Regions from separate parts of the Homo sapiens genome. Here region 1 is linked to region 2. Evidence: chromatin contacts called from ENCODE Hi-C data. All regions are on one chromosome and are shown on one strand. Each heading gives the region's core, a stretch centred on a gene start or an enhancer-like site at or near the end of the contact. The rest is flanking DNA. Distances are from core to core; before and after follow the strand shown.

Region 1 (5,413 bases), core at 2,251-4,750, 650 kb before region 2:
AAACAGTAGTTTAAAGAGGTGAAAAACTGAAGTTGATGTTTTCTTAACAGGAAGCGTAATGGTTTTCCAAACTAAATTCCAACCTTGAAATAGGCTTAAAAATGCTTTAAGGTACAGTTGGCTGGGTGCAGTGGCTCACGCCTGTAATGCCGGCACTTTGAGAGGCTGAGGTGGGAGCATCACGTGAAGCCAGGAGTTCAAGACCAGCCTGGCCAACACAGCAAAACCCTGTCCCTAGTAAAAATACCAAAAAAGTTAGCCAGGCATGGTAGCGCATGCCTCTAATCTCAGCTACTCGGGAGGCTGAGGCACGAGAATCATTTGAACCTGGGAGGCGGAGGTTGTGGTGAGTGAGACTGTGCTACCGTACTCCAGCCTGGACGACAAAGCAAGACTCTATCTCAAAAAAAAAAAAAAGTACAGTTGTTCCTTAATGTCCATAGGAGATTGGTTCCAAGGACCTCCTGCAGATACCCAGATCCGCTACGCTCAAGTTCGTGATATTAAATGGCTTAGTATTTGCATGTAACCTATGAGTATCCTCCTGCATACTGAAAATCATCTCTAGATTACTTACAATACCTAATACAATGTAAATGTTATATAAATAGTTGTTATACTGTATTGTTTAGGGAATAATGACAATTTTTTAAAAACTTTGTATATGTTCAATACAGTTGCAGGGTTTTTTTTTTTTTCTGAATATTTTCCACTCTCTGTTGGTTCGATCTGTGGATGTGGAACCCATGGATTCGGAGAGCTAACTGTACTGAGTGTTTTGTTGCTGGGTTTTGCAACTCTGTTATAACCACATTATCAACAATTTCTGTTAAAATTTCAAGGTTACTTATCAAATTCTACCCCCATCAACTATCTACTTGGTATTTTTTGGTAGATCTTAAATCCCTGTGCTTAACCCAAGTGATAGATCATCCAGTTTATTTAAGTCATGCTTCTAATTTTTAAAAATATAGTGCCCTATTTATCTTTAACATTTTAAAACCTTACAATTACAAGTCAAATGGCATGACCTGTTTGTATTCTTTATTAACTGCTGTATACAAATACAGCCAGCTTGCTTTAATTATGGAAACTGGTCCTTCCCGGTGGAGGGACACTGTCCCAGTGAGGCGAGGAGGGGAGTGTGCCTGCCAGGAGGTGAGTGTTGACTGGGTGGGAGGGCTTCCCAAGTTACTTCCCTGCTCCTCAGGTAGGTGTGGCTGTGCAAATGGCAGTGCCGAGCAGTAGGCTCAGAGCTGGCAGTGCCAGGTGTTGCCTATAGATCCTGAGTGATTATTGGCTTTGGAAAAAGCCACTGGGCTTAGATGTAACTCTTTTCTTCTTTCCTGAGACAGGAGATGTTGTGCTTGGATTTAAAAGGGATGAAGAACCCAATAATTGTAAATGCTTTAGAGAAGACTATATATCCCTGATGAGTATGAGATTTTAGAGATGTGTGGGTAAACTCTTGGGCAGGGCTGAGTGGCTTGGTTTGGTTGGAGAGTTACTTCCTGGAATGCGACAGCTTTGTCACTCACACTGGCTGTGGTGTCTTCTACGAAAGTAAAAACTGCTCCAAAGCAGAGGTAGCTTTGTCTTCCTCCTCTTTGTGTCTTCAATTCCAAATGCAATGATTGGCACATGCTGATTCTCGGTAATAATCTGTTGAAGTGATCCAGGCTGAACTGAAGGCTGGCAGTGTGTATTCGTGGTTTTCTAAGGTGGTGGAAGTAGAGAGCCCTGGCCACTCACGGCCCTATCCAGCGCTGCCTTTGTGTGGTGCAGCAGTAGCTAGAGAGCCTAGCAAGCTTTTCCTAGAGAGTTAATTCAGTTCGGTGAGTTCAGTGAGCAGTATGGGCTGAGAGAGCCCTCAAAATTCAACGTAGCACTGGCTCTCCCAGCAGCAGGCATTGTTCAGGTGAGACAGAATGGTTGCCTGAGGAAGTAGTGTGCTGGGGAGACTGCAGGGATTAAGGTCATCCTCTTCCAGATTTTCATTAAGTCTGAAATGCTCTCCTTGGCTCCACAAGAGATCCTCTTGCTATTCCTACTGTGGTGTACGGACAGCTTATGGTTTACTTCTTACAGTTTCCTGTTTCAGATAAGGGGAAGCATGGCCAAGATGGTTCTGTGAGTCAGGCCCAGAAGGGTAATGGGGTTGTTTTCTTGGGAGGCACATGGGCACGGGTAGTATTATTAATATTTCAAGCCAATTGGAAAGGATTGATGTTTCATTATAAAAATATGAAGCAAAATACTTCATTTCAGTGTTTCTATTTCTGGAAATACAAACTAAGTAACAAATTGTTGTCTTGACTTGCAAATTGTTGGTTTCAAGGTCAACATCTGAACTTTCTTTATTGCTCCCTTTAAAATTAAGAAGTTTCTGGATTAATGGTAGTTATCACTCCCAAATTCAGATTCTGCATATCAGCCTAGCTGTCCCTAATGTGGTAGTCTAATTAGAAGGAAAATTGCTGGAATAACCCTGCAGGTTTATCTCACTTGTTTCTTGTTTCCCTTTTGAACCTTTCAGGTACGACAGTGCCAGCCCACAGGGCCATCCTGGTGGCCCGTTGTGAAGTGATGGCAGCCATGTTTAATGGTAATTACATGGAAGCAAAGAGTGTCCTGATTCCCGTTTATGGTGTTTCCAAAGAGACTTTCTTGTCATTTTTAGAATACCTGTACACAGACTCCTGCTGCCCAGGTTAGCAATACAAATGTTGATAGTATCTCAGAATTCTTTCTTTCCTTGCCACCCATTTTGTTAAATTGCACTCTGTGGAATCTATTTTCATTTAAGATTTATTAGTTGACATCACGGAATGTACTAAGCAATTAGAGGTGGTGCTGGAACAACAATGAATTTTCATTCAGTTCAAGTGGAAGTGCAGTGATTGGGTGCCTTTTATGGGTCTCCGACGCCGGCACAAGTTCACATGTCCCAGCCAGCACCTACAGCATGGGGATCACTGTAGGCAACTAGAAATGGAGGTGTCTTGTGGTACCCATGGCTACCGTAATTCTAGAGATCGGGGCAGATTGTTACTTGGAGCGCTGTCTCTTCCACAAGAAGAGGAGGGTTGCGCAACTGCTTTGATGTCTGTGACTTCTGATTGGGGCACTTTTAAGGACTTTCAATATTCTGAGACTTTTTTGGTCTTCCTTCTGCCCAGAGGATGTGGGATTTGTAAAGGCCTCCTTCTGACTTCTGCTAAAGTCAGAAACTCCTCAAACTGACTTCTCTGAAAACTTTTCTTGAGATGTTTAGAATACCCAGTGGACTGTAGGATTCATTTCCAAATTCACTGACCAAGGACTATCTTTGACCAGGAACCAAACATCTGTGACAGCTCTAGGTTGGAACAGATCCAGCAGGGTTCTTCTAGCTGGAGGCACTTGAAGAAATAGCAAAATTTTTTCTACAGGCCTGGAGCCTTGCTTGGGATGCTGGCAGGGAAGCCCTCTGTGAGTAGTCTTCAGCCTTTGGCCACCAGATGGCTCCCACCACAAGCACAACTAGATTCGGCCCCGTGGAGCTCAGTTCAGGAGCCTGAGACCTTGATTAGAGAACCTGGTCAGGCACCCTAATAAACATAAAAAGCAAACACACATTTCAAGCCAGACCTCTCTTCAGATTCACTGCTTTAATTTTTAGAATGGAAAGGTTTCTTACACTGGGTATTGAAATAAGTTTTAAACAAGTCATGAGCCCTCTAGTGAAAGATTTTAGAAGTTCAAAAAGAAGCAAATGTATTTGTGTTGATTAAATTAATTCTGGGCTTGCAGCTTTCTGTAGAGTATTTTGGAGCCAGTTGCAGTTGTTTCTGTCAGTGTTAAAGACTGACTTACGGCCAGGTGCCGTAGCTCATGCCTGTAATCTGAGCACTTTGGAAGGCTGAGGTGAGCAGATCACCTGAAGTCAGTTCAAAAACAGCCTGACCAACATGGTGAAACCCCGTCTCTACTAAAAATACAAAAATTAGCTGGGCATGGTGACGTGTGCCTGTAATCCCAGCTACACGGGAGGCAGAGGCAGGAGAATCGCTTGAACCTGTGAGGCAGAGGTTGCAGTGAGCCAAGATGGCGCCACCACACTCAAGCTTGGGTGACCGAGTGAGACTCCGTCTCAAAAAAAGACTTAGTATTTTTGCCTAATAAAAATGAAAGCATTTGTTCTTTTTGGAAATAAAGCTTATTGTTTATTATTTCATTGTTGGCAAATCTGTATATTAAATTTACAAATTGACCAGATTTGGAGTAATAGGAAAATTTGATTTTCAGTCATCCTCTCACTCAAGTAATTGAAGCTGCTAATATTAAGTTTTACCTTGCTAATTAGAAAATATTACAGAGGAAAGCAGTAATAATGATAGGATTTTTAAAAATTGGCAAAAGTGTGTTAGGGAAAAATGAGTCAAAATGAATAATCAAAAAGTTAAGCCAGATACTGGAATCTGTGCATTGGGAAGATCACAGAAGACAGGTAATGTTATTATGTTAAATATTCACCATACACAGTGTTCTTGGTTCCATAGCTACAAAAGAATGTAAGAATGTAAGGAGGGATAAGAACGAGAATTACATGAAAAACCAGATTTCTAGGGAAGTATTGAAAAAACCCCCAGCCAAATTGGGTGGTTGCCAGGGGCTGGGGAAAGGGGGAAACAGGGAGTTAGTGTTTATTGGGTACAGAGTTTCAGTTTGGGAAGAAGAAACATGTTCTGGAGATGGTGGTGGTGATGACTGCACAGCAGTGTGAATGTACTTCATGCCAATGAATCATATACTTAAAAGTGGTTAAAATGGGCCGGATGTGGCGGCTCATGCCTGTAATCCCAGCACTTTGGAAGGCCGAGGCAGGTGGATCACAAGGTCAGGAGATCGAGACCATCCTGGCTAACACGGTGAAACCCCGTCTTTACAAAAAATACAAAAAAAATTAGCCGGGCGTGGTGGTGGGCGCCTGTGCTCCCAGCTCCTCAGGAGGCTGAGGCAGGAGAATGGCGTGAACCCAGGAGGAGGAGCTTGCAGTGAGCCAAGATCGCACCACTGCATTCCAGCCTGGACGACAGAGTGAGACTCCATCTCAAAAAAAAAAAAAAAAAAAAAAAAAGGTTAAAATGGTAAATTTCATGTTATGTTTATTTTATCATAATAAAAACAAAACAACAAACCAACCAACCAACCTGAAGACTAATGTCAAGAAAAAAAAATGGCAAGGATCTAGTTTAGCTAACGGAAAGATTTACCAGATAGTCCTGGAATTAATTTTTAAGGGCAATTATAGAATCACCTTTTCTGAAGAATTAAAAAAAAATAGATTCACTTCTGAGTATGAAGGCTTGGATTCTTTTTATTTTTACTTTTTTATTTTATTTATTTATTTTTATTTTATTTTATTTTTATT
Region 2 (5,191 bases), core at 1,039-3,538:
TTTAGATGCATGCCTAGAGCTAACAGGTGGGAAAAAGAAGAGAGATTTAGTTTTTGCTGTCTTCCCCAGTCTCCTCCTACACGGTTACCAGTGCTATTTAGCCTTTCAGTAGCTGCTCAAGGAATACACAATTAAATCCCCAGTGTCCACCCCCATAGGTCATACATGATTTGTATGATGTCCACAGTACCCACCAGCACAATTTCCTCTGCTACTCATACCCTCTTTGGGTCTCAAAAATTCCTAATAATTGCGTGCAATTCCCAGACTTACTACTAAACTGTATTATGTCTCACTGTTTTCCCACAAGCTGTTTTCTATGCCTAGACTGTCTTCTCCGATCTCATTATGTGCTCCTGGCAACCTTTGACTTCTGTTCCCGGAGCAAATGTTTTCTCCTTTGGGCAGTTTTCATTCACCCCTCCCGAATTCCCTACTACTTTCATTCCTTCAACCAATGAATATTGAGACTTCAAGTACAACTTCTATGATTACACAAATTACAATCAGTTGCAATCATTTATCTCTAAGCTAGTCTCCTCTAGATTCTTGATTACTTGAGAGCGTTTCTTTCCCTCCTCTTATTCCTCAGCCCCTAACACGGAGCCTGGCACGAGGGCAAGGGCTGGCCAAAAGCAAAAGACTCATCTGCTGCTGGGACACCAGGAAGCCAATCTGCATTGATTTTCCTTTCGGGCATTTCAAAGACAATTTGGTTTATAAAGTTGAGAATGAAGCCTCTAGCAAGAGCAGGCGAATTCCCCAGAGGGTTCGGTCTACAGAATCGCCAACGCCCCCGCCGATTACTCATCCGTGACTCCAGCGGCGTCTCAACCACCACCTCCAGAAAAAACGCGCCAAAATGTTTTACAACTGCCTCCTCCCACGCTTCAATGCAGACCAACTTCCCAAGCAGGGGGCGAGGGCTTGATTCCGAGCCAAGGAAAGGAAAGCTCTAGACTAGAAGTCACACTCCCTAGGGTCCCCTCGGAATCGCTCAGCTATAAGCAGTCTCCCACTTAATGTCTTGACGCCCACCCACCTCCAACCAGCTACCTATCGACCAAGCCTTCACTTGGACAGGCAACAATAAGCTGAAATTCCCGGGAAAACGATTACGTACTTGGCTGAAGAACAAGAAAGAAATAGATCCCTTCCCCATAGTCAGTTCGGCATCTCGACCCTGCAGTGGGACTGGCCGGGCAAAGTTATGAAGCTTGGACTTTATAAGTTCCCAGTGAAAAGCCGGAGCTCCCTAGAGAGTCGCGGGGATAGATGGTCCCGTGTCTTTCACCCACCATTTCTCCCCCCAGCTTCCCAGGCTACTCCGCGGCCTCCCAACCTCCTGGTCGCGAGTCCCAGCAGCTGGCACTCTTCCAATGCCCTGGGCGTGCCCTTACAGGCTGCCAGGGCGGACAGCCCCAAGCCTGCTTAGCCCCTTGCATCAGGACTTGGATCTGATGCTGCCATATTGAAAAGAAGGCAACAGCCGGCTCCTGACGCAGACCGCCTCAGTCCCGGGGGATGGAGCGCACTGCTTCTCCCGGGGGCGCTTGGTTGGTAAGAGCTTGAGTGTATCTCAAGTTCCCTGAACAAGCGTGGAGGGATTTTTCTTCCAAACCGCGCGGGAACGGATTTCAATTCTAGAGCGGCCAACAGTAAGCATAAGCCCTACCCAGCTGCAGCGGCTTCCTTCTGCTTGGCTGCGCCCAGCCTAAACAGTAAATAATGCAAGCTTTCTCTCTCTCCAAGCGCGACAGGGGCGAGGGCTGGAGCAGCTCCTTGCTCTTTGCTACTCTGGGCTCTGGAGAGTGCAACCTGGGGCTCCCACTTGGAAGACCGCGCTCCAGTCCCGCCAGTCCCCTGGGGCCCCAGAAAGTTTCTTGAAAGTGGAAACTCTTACCTGACCCAAAAGGTCATAGCCCAGCTCCTCGGCGATGGCCGAGGCTGCTTCCGGGCCCCCGGGGATCTCCGCTGCCCATTCATTGACAAATTGCCTTTTCGCTTTTGCACTGTTCAGTGCACACCAAGCGCAAAAGAGGACGAAAGCAGTGCACTGCAGACTCCAGGCTCTTCGCTCCATAGCTCACACACTCGCTTGAACAAGAGTGGGAAGGGAAGAGGAAAAAGAAGCAAGATAGGAGAAAAGCCAGACAGACTCCCCCTTCCCACCCTCGGGCTCTAGACCACTCCTGGCTCCTGGTTGCTCTGCGAAGAGCTAGGAGGCGCGAGAGGAGAGGCTGGGCGGCGGCGAGCGCTCAGTGAAGCGCTTCGGTCTCCAGGCTGAGTGGAGCCCCAGCCCTTCCCAGCCAGAATGGAAATGAGTGTTTACACGTCAAATCGACGAAAGCCATCTCTTGACGTCAGATCTACCTGGACTAAGATCCGAATGGTATTCCCGGCGGGGCGGAGAAGCGGCTAAAATAAGCAGCCAGGGATTAGGAAAAGGAAGGAACTGTTTGCTGGGATCAGTTAAGTCTGCTCCTTGTCTGCCCATAAATTCTGTACCGTGAGAAACATTTTCACTTTTCAAAGAGAAGTGCCCCACTTGAACATAACTACCAAGAATCAAAGGCTGGGAGTGCTTTCCCTCCCTTCCATCCATTTTCTCTGTATTTACTTTATTATCTCATGTGTGTGGCGGGGAGGGGGGGAGGCTATAGGATTCTTATAATGGCCCTTTGGGCATCAGCACCTGCTATGAAGAACAAGGCTCTTAGGTCTTTCAAAGAGAGAGGCTAGGAGAGTAAGGAGAAGAAGGGAAGCTACTACTGTCCCAATTCTGTTCTAAATTGTCTGAGAAAATTAGCATGTCTATGTTAAAGCAATACTATTAAAAATGAATTTTTAACCATTCAAGCCACCTTAGTTTACAAGTTTACTTCCCTCCTCCCCTTTGTTTCTCAACCTCAGTAAAACAATATCAGTAGTTATACTCCGATATTGCAAAGCCAGCGCCACCACCACCTTTTAGGGTGTTTATCAGTAAAATGATTAATCATGTGATTTTAAAAAAACATATTTTTAAGAATTCGTCAACAAGGGGATCTAGGATCCCAAAAGCTGTTGTGTTGATTCAGGGAGGGAAAGAGCAGTTTTTATTTACCTCGACTTTCCATTGTGCCTCAGTAGAGCTCTTCACTTTGGTGCTGAGCTGGAGCTGTGCCATTACTTTCCCATAAAATGCACAATGCCTCTTTGTGGAAAAATGGTTTCCTGTGGGAGGAGAGCAAGGAAACATCTAAATGAATTCTCCACCCCTCACCCTAGGGAAGTGAGTTCAGTCTCCCATGGTGGAGCCTATTCGAACCCTGAGGGATTGAACCTGGCGGGAGATACCAGTGCCTAGTATTCAGCACCGAGGTCTGGACAGCGACACACGCAGGACTGCCGCAGGAGCTGCTCTCTCTTCTGAGCACCAAAGACCTCCACCCTTCTGCAGCTGGCCAGCACCAAGCTGTTTTCCTTTTGATATGTGCATTTCCCTCTTTTGAACAGCAAAATAGGAAATTGGCCGCAGGGGGGAGTGTGGTTAGGTTCATGATCGTGACAACTTGTGTCCAGCTCTTGGGAACGTGTTGGACTCAGGCCAAAAGTAAAATCGCCGGGAGGTGGAATTGAGAGAGTATGCTGCACCTGGGAAGTTTGTTTTTTTTTTTGTTGTTGTTGTTGTTGTTTTTTAAAGCTCAACCGCCCGAGGGCGCGATCTATGCTGTAGAAATAGAAGAAAGGGGAGAAGGTTGGAAAGAAAGCATATAAACAAGTGGAGAAAGGAAGCAAGAGATGTTCCTTACAAGAAGCAAATGAGACAAGACTTGGTGGAGGATCAGGCTCTGTAGTGCTAATTTTTCATTTGCCTCCACGTTTGCAGAAATGTGCACTACATAATTTCTTTAAACATAAAGCATCTTTACAAAATCAAATGCCAATGTTAATAAGCCATGTGACATGGTTAAGTGTTTTACAATAATGTAACTCACATGAGATGAAATGGAATGGGCTCCGATTGATAGCTTTGTTGTCTGTTCTGTAAATCCACATGTGTGAATGTTGATGGCTGGGTAAGCTGTCTTCTTTTCCCTTCACACCTCGGCCTGAGTTGTGGCCTCAAGCTCTCAAGGGTGTTTCATTCTCACAGCAGACAGACACTAACTGTGCACTAGCAAGGCAAGAGAAGCCCAGGGCAAATGTTTTATAACGGTAGATGTGTCAGAGGAGGAACATATTTGTCCCTTTCTTATTATTGTTCAAGTAAATCAGTTTGGCAGAGTGTTGGCAATAGGGTCCGTGTCTCTCTCATTAATGAGGCATTTGTCTTAAATGGAGCACCATAGAAGCCTGGAATAAACATTTGGTTTATATACCTAACAGGGCCAAGTAAACTCTCACAAAAAGAAGATAATATCCTCATCCACACAATACAGATATCAGTAAGTTAATCTGCTATTGTCTGATTTTTATCCTATGAACCTCTTTGCCAGAACTTCTGGCATGCAGAAGAAATAAATTTCTGCCAAGACTAGAGGTGCAAGTAGATTTAGAATCCATTTTAACTTTTTGTTTCAAGGGCTAGTCCTACCCTGATTTGTAGATCATGGTAGTGACCTCCAGGCCCATCAGTGTTATATTTCGTATTATAAATTGGAAGAGCCAATTATCACCCTTAAGTTGGTTTTAATAGCATTTGATTCATGTGATTAATTTATATAGAAAACCGGATACTCCAGAAATTAAGAGGACGTGTTTCCATTATAAGTTATCAAGTGATTGCCATGCCTTTCATGATGCTCACAACTGCCCAGTGATACAGCTAAGCATTCATTAAGGTTTCTTGGAGAGTAAAAGAAGCTATTAAGAGCAGGAAGTAAGAATATGCTCAAAGGAGATCTATAGATCACCATATCTCTTTAGTCTTAGGAAACAAATGTTTTAAACATTTTGTTACTACGAAATAAAACATATACCCTTGGGCATACTAAACAATGTACCCAATATTTATCACAAAGTGGACACAGTGTAACCATTTGGGCCAAGAAAAACATTTCTAGACCCACAGAATAACAGAATAATATTCCTAGATCTTCAAGAGATGTTAAAGAATGGGTAAGGAAATAATGTAGGTTTAACATTTTCCAGTTATCATGTAGACTTGCCTGTTTGCTATGGGTAACATTAACTGCACATTAACTCA

Evidence for each region. Hi-C counts contacts between places; a loop is a spot of excess contacts on that map. Pooled maps may share reads with other maps.
Region 1: a pooled map shows a loop between it and region 2 (3-fold over the local background). The contact joins the enhancer-like site here to the promoter of PCSK1 in region 2. A Hi-C loop is called at or near these places in 2 of 37 single-sample maps with no recorded cell type and 4 of 50 pooled maps.

What each region holds. Positions count from the first base shown.
Region 1 is chr5:95,777,716-95,783,128 of GRCh38, forward strand. It overlaps RHOBTB3 (Rho related BTB domain containing 3), which reads left to right. Exons shown (of 12, transcript NM_014899.4): 9 at 2,537-2,710. Among named protein-coding and RNA genes, the nearest start is that of GLRX, 42 kb to the right of the region's middle. RefSeq lists an enhancer at 3,530-3,579. Within about 2 kb of position 3,501, at least 23 of the 41 ENCODE cell types and tissues checked have a DNase peak (open chromatin) inside an H3K27ac peak, as active enhancers do.
Region 2 is chr5:96,430,960-96,436,150 of GRCh38, forward strand. PCSK1 (proprotein convertase subtilisin/kexin type 1) reads right to left here and starts at 2,289. Exons shown (of 14, transcript NM_000439.5): 1 at 1,904-2,289. The coding sequence starts at 2,083. All of the region lies in intron 4 of LOC101929710 (a long non-coding RNA gene), which reads left to right. It also overlaps a transcript of CAST not described here and the pseudogene LOC102724070. RefSeq lists silencers at 3,166-3,460, 3,322-3,441.